Linked DNA regions of Mus musculus: regions 2, 3 and 4 are each linked to region 1. A link is a loop called in an ENCODE intact Hi-C map of the cell type or tissue named here. Cell type or tissue: left cerebral cortex. All regions are shown on one strand.

Region 1 (2,500 bases):
CTATCTATCTATCTATCTATCTCCTCCTTTTTATCTCTCTCTGTCTCTGTCTCTGTCTCTCTCTCTTGTCTCTCTTTCTCTCTCTCTCTCTCCCTCTCTCTCTCTCTCTCTCTGTTCCCCTCTCTCCCTACCAGCTAACTAGCCCGCAGCAAACAGCTAAATATAGTCCCTTATTCTTTCACTCCGAGGAACTGTCCATCAACATTAATTTCTCAGTTCAGTCATTCTAGCCACAAGCAGCTGCTGCTTCTGGAATGCTCTGAGCTGAACTCAGGCCATCTTTGCTGGGGTGGAGAAAGCACATCTTGAAAGGGCAGCTTTCCAGAGTGGGAAACCCGCATGGACTTTGGAACCAGAGACTAGAGTTTGAGTTTTGGCTTTTCTATGTCCTAGCTGGTCAACCTTAGGCAAGCTCTCAGGTTTCCCTGAGTTTTATTGTCTTCATCTGCATGGTGGGGTTCATAAGGTTGTTAGGATGGTCGATCACGATAATAGATACAGAGCTTCTAGCCGAGCCTTGGGCAGGGATGAGCAGTTGTTTGTTCCCTTGCCTTTATGGAAAGCCATTCTTGCCTGCCCCACAATTGCTTAGAATCTAGAATTAGGCTGGCTAAGGTGGCCTCAGTGAGATTGGCGATCAGGTCTACACATACTATCTGTCCCTGACTTTCCTCTTTGACACTATGTAGCTGTCATATGTGCTTCCTGGGGAACCAGATTACCACCCCCTCACTGCTACTCTCTCCCTACCACCCACACACATATGAAGCCAAGCATCAGAGATAGGTAGTTGGAACATGCAACATACAAACACCCACCATGCCAACTCACATACAAGCATTCCCAGATATTCACAGATTCAGAGGCCCAGGTACATCCAGACACACAAAACAGCACACGGACTCATCATACCTGAGCATGCCAGGATGGATACAAATGAGGCCACTGACAATCTAGGTGGACTTACAGAGACACAAACAAGTGCAAAAGGACAAAGGAAACCACGCACATGTGCATGAATACATGCACATTGGCTGGCTTTGTGTGCAAGTGTACCACCCCCACTGGATGACAGAAGCCTAAAAGCATGGAGGCAGACCCTCATGCAGCACACAGAGAGCCCTAGTGTGGCTGCCTGAAACACAGAGCCTTTGCCTGGCTCCTACTCTTCAGCCCTGAGCCAGGCTTGGGCTCTGGTGTGTAAAAAGGCTTTGGCGTCCTCTGCTGACGACAGTGTTGCCTGCAGCCTGCATCAGCCTTGGGGAGAAAGAACTAAGACTGCAACTAGGGTAGGAAATGAAAGCAGAAAGGAGGTAAGTTGTGAAGAGAGAAGAGACGAGAACCTGGCAACGTTCTGCTGCTAAAGTTGCCAGGATTAAGATCCACTTACAGCTCTCGACTCCTGAGACTTCTGGGTGGCATACTGGGCAGTGTGGCATGCACTTCTGGAAGCATCTCTGGCTGCAAATCCCCAAACGGAGTTGTGCCCTGAGCGGGGCACCTTTTTACTTCTTCCAGAAAAGCCAACGCCTGGCCAGACTGTCAGTCCTGATGAAGCGTGAGCAAGGAGCTGGACAGACAGAGGGATGGCGCCCTCACTGCCCACCATTGGCTTCCTAACTGTGGCTTCATCTGCAATGATCAGGAAACATGTAGTTGCCATGAGTGTAAAATAACAGTCACACAGCTGTTCTACCGGAAGTGAGGATATGATTAAGGTCATGGTCTTGGCCATGGGCTTCACACAAGAAGAAGGGTAGAGCTTTGTCCCAGGCCGTGCAGGTGCCGTGACACCCTGGGAGGTGAGTGACAGGTAGGGTGGACAGTGTCACATCTCTGCAGAAGACCAAAGTGTCACTGATAGAGTTCTGCTGGGAGCACCAGTCGTGACTAGCTAACCTGGCTTCTCTGTGGGGCTTCCCTCTTGCTCTCAGTTGAGGCTGCTGCCTGAGCTGTGCTGCTCACCTGCACCTGTGCACCTAGCCCAGGCTTGACCAGAAGGTGATCATGAAGAGGCACTTCTTTTCCTTGGCAGGACTTAGAAGTTACTTGGAAACGGCCAGTGGTCTGTCTGTGGATGAGTAAAGAAAGGCAGCAAGAAACAAAATCCAGAAGCTGACAGGATGTGCTCAGTTTTCCTGGTCTTTCTTGCTGAGTGATGGGGGTCCTGATGACATCTGACATTGTGGCTGCACCCCCCAACTCTGCTGTCACCTTAAACTACTGTGACAGTCCCCTTTCAACCCCCAAGTCTCCTGTTGATTTCCTACCAGTGTCACAGGCACTGCCTTAGTCACTGTTCTATTGCTATGAAGAGACACCATGACAATGGCAACTCTTTTAGAGGAAAATGTTTAATTGGGGCTGCCTTACACTTTCAGAGGTTCAGTTCATTATCATCATGGCAGGGAACGTGACAGCAGGCATGCTGGAGCGATACCTGAGAGCTGTGATGTGAAGGCAGAGAAAGAGAGAGAGAGAGAGAGAGAGAGAAAGAAGG
Region 2 (2,500 bases), 160 kb before region 1:
CCGGAGACATCTGGGCGGTGGGAGGGGGCGGGGCCTCCGCGCTCCGGGGAAGGGGGCAAAAAAAAAAAATCCCCAAAAATCTCCTCACCACGCTCGCCAGGCTCCCGGTCGCGAGGGTCCGGCGAGCTCGGAGGCCCCGAGGCCACAGGTGACCCGAGCCGAGGTGACACCGGTCCGGTCCAGGCGACTAAGCCAAAGTCGGAGGGCTGGGGAGGGCGCCGGGATCCCCTCAGCCCACGCCCGGCATTCCCCGGGCTCCACAGGGTTCGCGATTCTCTCTGTCCATTCTAGATGGGCAGGTCTGAGCCCCTCCGGGGTCTGTCCTGCCTTTGCCTTGCTCTGCCCTTCCCGAGCTGGCACTGCTAGGTGTCCGGGGTGTACTCAGCCGGGACCCAGAATGTCCGTGCTCCGGCCCGGGCGACGTCTGGAGCGGCCGCAGAAACCGCTCAGTCCAGCCCGGCAGTCGGCTCCATCAACGGTGGGGAAAGTCCGGATTCCTTCGCGTCTCGGGGGAGGGGAAGCAGCCGTGGCCAGGGGGACCCGGTGTCGAGCACAGCGGAGATGAGTGCACGAGGTCGGGGGGGCCTCAGCACGGCGGGGCTCAGCCGAGGAAGCAAAGGAAAGCAGAAGGGGGCGAGCGAGACGCCAGGGAGGCGATGGAGGAGGCGCGCCGGGCCCGGCCAGGCACACCGGGCGCGCAGCCTCCGCTCGGCTCCACCGCCTCCAGCGCGCTCGCTCACGGCTCCGCGCCTCGCGGCCCGGGGCGCCGGGTAGCTGCCGATGGGGCAAACGAGGCACCGGGGCTGCTCGGGCCTTTCTCCCCGGCTGCTTCGCCCTCGCCCTGCCCTGCCCTGCCCTGCCCACCCGGCTCCGCGGGCCTGGCCCGCTTACCCCGAGCGCCGCCGCGCCCCGCCGGACTGGCCGCCCGGCCGGGCGCAGGCTCCCTCAAAGGCCGCCGGGCTCGCGCGGCTCCGCTCGCCTCGGCGCTGGCAGTGAAGGGGCCGGCCCCGCGCGCCGGGAGGGAGCTTTTAAAGCGACACACACGCCTCCCAGCGCCCAGAACCGAGCGCGCGAGCCGGGGGGTCTCACCACCCTAGGGAGCGGGTTGGACTGGGCGCCAGCGGACCTGGAGGAGAACTAGCCCGGCCACTGCCCGCTGCCCTGGGCGCACAGAGGCCCAGACTTGACTCCAAGTTCCTTCACCTCCTTTTTACACAATCCCTTGACCCTCCTCCCCTCACGGTGGTGCGTCCCGGGGTTCCCCTTCTGGCTGTTACCCTCCTCTGCCATCATACCTCAAACTGTCCCAAATCTTGTGTCAGTTCAGTAAATAGAATCCAGCCAACCTTTACTGAACACCTATTGTGTGCCACGCTCTGGCCGAGAGGGAGGGCAGAGTGGGTGCTGGGCTGTTTCTGAAGGTTCTGTTCCCCTAGTTCTTCACCTAAGTTTTCAACATATTTTTGTTCTCTCTCTCTCTCTCTCTCTCTCTCTCTCTCTCTCTCTCTCTCTCCCTCCCTCCCTCCCTCCCTCCCTCCCTCCTTCCTTCCTTCCTTCCTTCCTTCCTTCCTTCCTTCCTTTTCTTTCAGGCCCTGTTGAGGAGGAAATATCGAGGAAATTTCCCCATGAGGACATTCTTGAGTAAACTGAAGGGTGGTGCATGTAGTTCTAGGAGCGTTGCTAACTTGGCAGGTATGGGGTAACTAGGAGGAAGCACAGGCCACCCCCACTCCCCCAAGTTCTTCCCAGGAATTCAACCCTTGAGCTGAATCTTAACAGAAGATTCAGTGGGAGTCCCGGTGACCGGTGACCTTGCCCTGGGGAAGGGAGGAATCTGCTTCCTAGAGGGAAGGAAGATAGGGGGAAGGAACCACTCAGGAGCAAATGTGGGGGAGGGCAAGTTTCAGTCTAAGTGGCCCTGTTGGTGCCACTGGGAAGACTGTATGAAGTGGAACAGAGAAAAACCAGATCAGGAAACAGGAGGCTGTGGACAGAAGCTTGGAATTTAGACCTGGTGGTGGTGGAGTACACCTTTAATCGCAGCACTTGGGAGGCAGACAAGTGGATCTCTGTGAGCTCGAGACCAGCCTGGTCTGCCAGAGTCAGGGCTGTTACACAGAGAAACCCTGTTTTGGAAAACAAACCAAACCAAACCAAAAAAAAAAAAAAAAAAAAAAAAGCACTTGGAATTTATCCTTTGGCAGAAGGGGCCTGTGCAGATTTGGGGGGCAGGAGGAGGAAGTCAGGTCCTATCTGCCCTCCTAAGGGACCCCACTAAACTCCCAAAAGTCAATGGTGGGTTTGAGGAGGCCACAAGCCAGGTGCTCCATTAGGAAGTCCTAACTGAGCTGAGGGAGGCCAGCAACAGGGATGTGGAGGAAGGGGTGCTCTTGGTGACATCACTTGGTGACTTCCTGAGAGACTCTGAACTTTGAGAACTAGGGGGAGGCACACTTGAGCTTCTGGTTTATAGCTTGTTGGGCTGAGTAAATGGTTGTGT
Region 3 (2,500 bases), 200 kb before region 1:
GAGAAGAATGGGCTAGGGAGTCAGTCAGCCACGTGACCCTAGGCCTCAGGAGGCATCTGTAACCATGCCAGCCTCCCTGATCCTCATCTCACCACATTTATAGCCTGGGCACTGAGTGCTGCCACATCTCCAGCCAGTTGGATGTGGGTCCTTGTCCCCATTCTATAGGAAGGGAGCCTGAGGTTCAGGGAGGAGAGACATGTGGGACTTATTCAGAGTGGGTGAAGGTGGGACTTGGGAACTAAGGCTTGGCATGGCTCTGGGGCTCCTCCCCTGGTACTTCGATGGTGCCTGGTGCCAAGCTCTGCCCGTCCCTTCTGCATCCCCACCTTACTTCTCCCTTCACCTGCCTCCCTAGGATTCTTCTCTTATCACAAGCTCTGTTTTTGTTTTTGTTTTTTCAGCTCTACGGCCTCTGAAACCCTCTGAAAACAAAGAAGGTAAAGATATATTGCCTGAATGTGTATGTGTGTTTGTGTGTCTGTGTAGGAAGCAGGGTAGTGGGGCAGCCATGGTCACCCTTCTGCTGCTGACCTGTGCTCCCGCTCCAGAAGAGCAGCATCCGCTCACCCAAATGCCCTACACAGGCTTCCCCACACTGGGCATTTCTACCTCTCCTGGCTGATAGTCTTAAAGCTGCGGGTAGCCTAGGGCCTGGATTCTGTTCCCTGCAATATGAAGCTCTCAGCCTGGGTCTAAGGGGTTGCTGTGGCTGCCATGTCCCCCTCCAGAGGCAAGGGATGAGAAGGAGGGCAGGGAACATCTTTCTAGGGCTTGGCCAAGAATAGCTCCTGTCACTTTAGATACATCCCATTGGGCAGAACCTAGTCATGTGACCTGTTTTTCCAGGTGAGGCTAGAAATGTAGTTTTCATCTGGGCAGTCACGTTTCTGGTGCATAGGAGGGGGCTAATCAGTACAGCGGTCCTTGTTCCTCACGTGGGTGGGCAGGTTTATTAGAAAACACAGGAAGTGATCGTCCCCTCGCTGCTGTTGGGAGGCAGTGAGCACAGAAGAATGGAGCCCTGCTGCTGAGAAATGTCAGCTGGGTGTCTGAAGAGGGTTGCTACACAGCATAGCCCCATAGGTGAAGCAAGGGCTTTCCTGTTCCCCAGGGAAGCATCTTGGCCTTAGACTGTGTCGGAGACGGATGACTGCAGAAGCAGGCTATGACAGCTCCTTTCTTGAGGATAGACAGATCCCAAAGGAAGGGAGAAGAACAGGGCCCGGGGTGTCAGATTTGGATGTTCCTCACCAGGGAGGCAGTCAGGGGGAAAGGGCTTCCTGCAGGGTGATTCTTCAGGTCATTACAATGGAAAGGAGCGCCGGGCCAGAGGAGGGAATTGGGCCAGGCCTTGAAGGGTGAGTCAGATGGACCAAGCAGGCCATACTGGCTCCTGTGTACATACAATGTAGCAGTGTAAGGAGACACACTCCTTAGCGCTACCTATCCTGCACACACCTAACAGCCTCCAGGATAGTGGTCACGGTGCACACTCCCAGTTGGGCATGTGACTTCTGATGTACCACCAGGAGCAGAACTTCTAGCTTCTAATGCATTTCTCCCCCTTTTCCTTTTATCCCACCATGAAATGCAGATGACGGACAAGAAATTGCTTGATTGGGAGCTGCTGCCCTTCCCAGGTGGGGGGCCCACCCTCTGGCAGTGTTGAGCTTCAATGCGAGCCCTTCCCCCAACGAATGGGTTTGTCCCACAGATCTACCCGTTCGTCAAAGGACGTGGTCCATAGACCACCCACAGCCTTACTTTTCCAATGGACTTAATTCCCATCATCCTGCAGCCTCATTTCTCCAGTGACACGATACACGAACCATCCTGCGGCCTTATTTCCCACGGACACGACACAAAGATGTCCCTCCTCGGTGTTCCTCCAGAGTCGTCTGGTGGCCTTGTGATACGGCGTGAACCTTCTTCCTTCTGCCTTACGTCTAATGGACACACACGCACCACCCCCACACCCTTGCTCCTCCAAAGCCATGCAGACTGTGTAACTGCTATTATTCTCCAAGGGGCATCCTGTGCAGATGAAACCCTGCTTTATTTCCCTGAAGACAGCTGCACAGTGACCTCTTAGTTCTTGCTCCCATGGCCCTGATGTATCCTAGTTACCAGCCCTCAACCTCAGTTCTGAGGGTGGGATCCCATCGCTCAGCAAGGCTTCATCCTGACCTCCCTGCCCTGATCTGATCTGGCCCTGGCTTTTGTTGTCTCGCTCCCTGACTAAGTGAGATGGGGCACTCTCCCGCCCCCGCCCCCCCCAGGTCACAGATACCTACCTGCAGCTGTGCGTGCTGGATCACGCACATACTTGCCTTGCATGGTCTCCTGGCTGCCCTGGGCTGTGCCTGTTCTTCCATAGGAAGCAAGTTCTTGTCTCCCTGGTTCTCAGGGCCCCTCAGGGGCTCAGCCTTCAGCCCTGTGCTTCCCCATGTTGGGAATCTTTGTTACCTTTTTCTTCTTTGTAAATTAACATCTGATA
Region 4 (2,500 bases), 170 kb before region 1:
TGGAGGCCACTGTACCCTACTCTGCCTGCCCACCTCCCACCCACCCAAAGGGAAGCCCTTGGTCTCTGAGCAGGCAGCCCCTCCTGCAGATACACAGTCACCTTTGCTGTTGTCTGCAGTGAGAGAGGGAGACAGATTAGGCAAAGGCCTAGGGGGGAGTAAGGAGCATGAGGATGGAGGGAGGAGATCCAGGCCAGAACTCAAACATAAAACAATGAAAACCAGTGGAGGGAACAAGTGTCAGAGCCACAGAGACTCAGGGACAAAGCCATGTGGTAAGCCATCAGGAACTGCATCTAGCTTCTAGCATCTCGCGGCGTTATCTGCCTGGGTTCAGGGAGGTCAGTTAGTAAGTTAACTAAGTTAAGTCCTAACCCATAACTCATTCCTGGGAACTGCTACCACGAGATGCTGCTCCAGGCCTGGTGAGGGGTGGGTGGGAAGTGGCCCAGCATAAAGCACAAAACAAAGACACTACCTGCAGCACCTGGGCCAGTGGGAGATGGGCTCTAGATACAAGTGACCTGACTGTCCCTACCCCTCTTCAGGTCTGTTTTTCAATCTTTAAGGAAGACTCTAGGAATCTGTAAGACACAGTATGAGAAGATATTTAGGCCTGCTACAAACTGGAGGAATCAGGACCCCCTGGTGACTTTGGGCAAGTCACCTAAGCTGGCTGGAACTCAATGTCATTTACCACTGAGTGTCTAACCAATGTCAGCAGAGCTTTACAGGGAGGTCTTGGAGGAGCCCCAAGATCAAAGTGATGTCATTTCCTACCTCAGATCAAATCATTAGCTCTACAGCCTTGAGATCATAAAGCTCCCAGGTGCTGTCTCTTTGGCCTGGTGGCTGGGTGCTGGGGCAGTCTGAGGAGTGGCTCTGCCATTCAGACAGCCGCATGCTCAGATGGGACTCTGATTAGTGAGAGCTGTCAGCAGCTGCTTCAGCCCAAGGCTGAGGGTGCCAGGAGGAAGCTGGAGTTGAATGGCTTGGCTGAAATCCCACAGACTCAGCAGGAATGAGCACTATCAGGACCCAGGCCTGAGGGATAGCAGGGGTGTCCCAGGTATATCCAGCAGAAGCCTAGAAGCCCAGGAACCCAGACATACTTCTTTCACTGAGGAAGCCCTGGCTGGGCACCTGTTCTAGCAGCCTTTCCATTGGGTCCCTTCCCTTCTGCATTAGCATCCTCTTTTGGTTCTGCATCAGGGTTTGGAGGGAGAGTGAGCAGGGAGGCGGTTTTTAGGTCTCATGTCTGCCCCCTCTTGGCGGTGGAATTGAAGGAAGATGATAATCCACTTTCAAATTGTATTCTCTAGCTTTGACACCCCTCTCCTTGCTCAGGGAGATGAACACGGAAGAGATATAAACATATTTGAAATGACAGTGTTAGGGCAGCCAAAACCTTTAGTACCTGGGCTCTGAAGCCAGAGCTGGACTCCAGCCCTGACTTCACTACTTATGAGCAACCTTAATCAAGTCTCAACTTCCTTCTGCCTGCCTGAGAGCTGCTGTGAGGACTTAAGCTAATGCCCCTGGGAAAGTATGCAGAAGAGTGTAAAACACAGGCATCCACCATGCACCAGTGAACATGAGCACACAGCCAGGACCAGGAGCAGACGGAAATCAGGGTTTCACCTAAGAGATGCCACAATGACGGGCATGTTTCAGAGCCTGTTCAGAATGCCAGGATACGGTAGTGCGTCTTCCATAGCCCATGTGCCAGTACTGCCCATTTTGCCTGAAGCGTGGGTGTGCCCATTCAGAACATGACTACAAGAGGTCCCTGAGGCCCATGGCTGCGAGGCTCACAGGCAGATCTGGCTTCCCAACTACTTAATGGACAGAAGTGAGGGTGAGAAAGGGAAGCCATGTACCCGCAGAACCCATCTTCTGAGGAGGCCAAGATCAGCTCATAAACCTGCTAATCCTTTCCTGGCACACCGTTTCACAGGTCAACATGGAGAGCAAGTGTGGAATAGGCCCGTGCTACCTGACTCTCTGATCTGGCTGTCTTGAAATCTGTGATTTCTCTCTGAGATTTAATAATCATTTTGCCTACATGTAATTTGGGATTGTCTTGGAGTACAGAGAAATAATTATATACACAGAAGGAAAGAGGGGGAGAAAGAACCAGAAAAATCTCAAAGCTGGGGCACAAGAGAGACACTGATGAGTTAACTGCGCTATTGTGCTTGCTGACAGGGAAACTGAGGCCTAGTGCGTGGAAAGAGCTGAGGTAAAGCCAGAAGGGGAGTCCTGGGTCTGGCATCTTACTAACAAGATTAAACTGTTCCAGAGGGGCCAAGAGGGAGCACTGTGGAGGGACAGGAGAACTGAGGGCCGAGACAGAACCCAGCCCCTGTTCCAGGGGTGCCTCTCACCTCTGTCTTGATCTCAGCCTTGCCTATTTAATCCCCCCCCCCAATAATTTCCTGTTTGTGCTTGGTTCATGCTCTGCATTAGAGCTTTCCTGATCAGCATCAGGACCACATCA

The links. Peaks named below come from ENCODE experiments on the same cell type or tissue, not always from the same donor. Only the 100,000 strongest peaks of a DNase experiment are listed, where the experiment ranks them.
Region 2: a loop joins it to region 1, with 4 times the contacts of the local background. A loop is called at or near these places in 7 of 42 quality-filtered maps.
Region 3: it touches region 1 in a loop (5-fold over the local background); 16 of 42 quality-filtered maps call a loop at or near these places.
Region 4: a loop joins it to region 1, with 5 times the contacts of the local background. A loop is called at or near these places in 7 of 42 quality-filtered maps.

The regions. Positions count from the first base shown.
Region 1 is chr9:58,329,183-58,331,682 of GRCm38, reverse strand. No RefSeq gene overlaps it. Among named protein-coding and RNA genes, the nearest start is that of Loxl1, 17 kb to the right of the region's middle. In left cerebral cortex, a CTCF peak has its summit at 1,231 (motif pointing left); DNase peaks (open chromatin) are centred at 819 and 1,214.
Region 2 is chr9:58,486,594-58,489,093 of GRCm38, reverse strand. It overlaps Insyn1 (inhibitory synaptic factor 1), which reads right to left and starts at 491. Exons shown (of 3, transcript NM_176921.4): 1 at 1-491. In left cerebral cortex, a CTCF peak has its summit at 1,182; DNase peaks (open chromatin) are centred at 548 and 1,071; H3K4me3 peaks cover 1,457 bases; H3K27ac peaks cover 1,239 bases.
Region 3 is chr9:58,525,459-58,527,958 of GRCm38, reverse strand. Cd276 (CD276 antigen) reads left to right here. Exons shown (of 8, transcript NM_133983.4): 7 at 405-440; 8 at 1,598-2,500. The coding sequence ends at 1,620. It overlaps Gm51678 (a long non-coding RNA gene), which reads right to left and starts at 1,601. Exons shown (of 2, transcript XR_003948170.1): 1 at 1-1,601. In left cerebral cortex, no CTCF peak of the experiment used is centred here; no DNase peak of the experiment used is centred here.
Region 4 is chr9:58,495,416-58,497,915 of GRCm38, reverse strand. All of the region lies in intron 2 of Insyn1 (inhibitory synaptic factor 1), which reads right to left. Among named protein-coding and RNA genes, the nearest start is that of Insyn1, 8.1 kb to the right of the region's middle. In left cerebral cortex, a CTCF peak has its summit at 1,275 (motif pointing left); DNase peaks (open chromatin) are centred at 1,218 and 1,712; H3K27ac peaks cover 224 bases.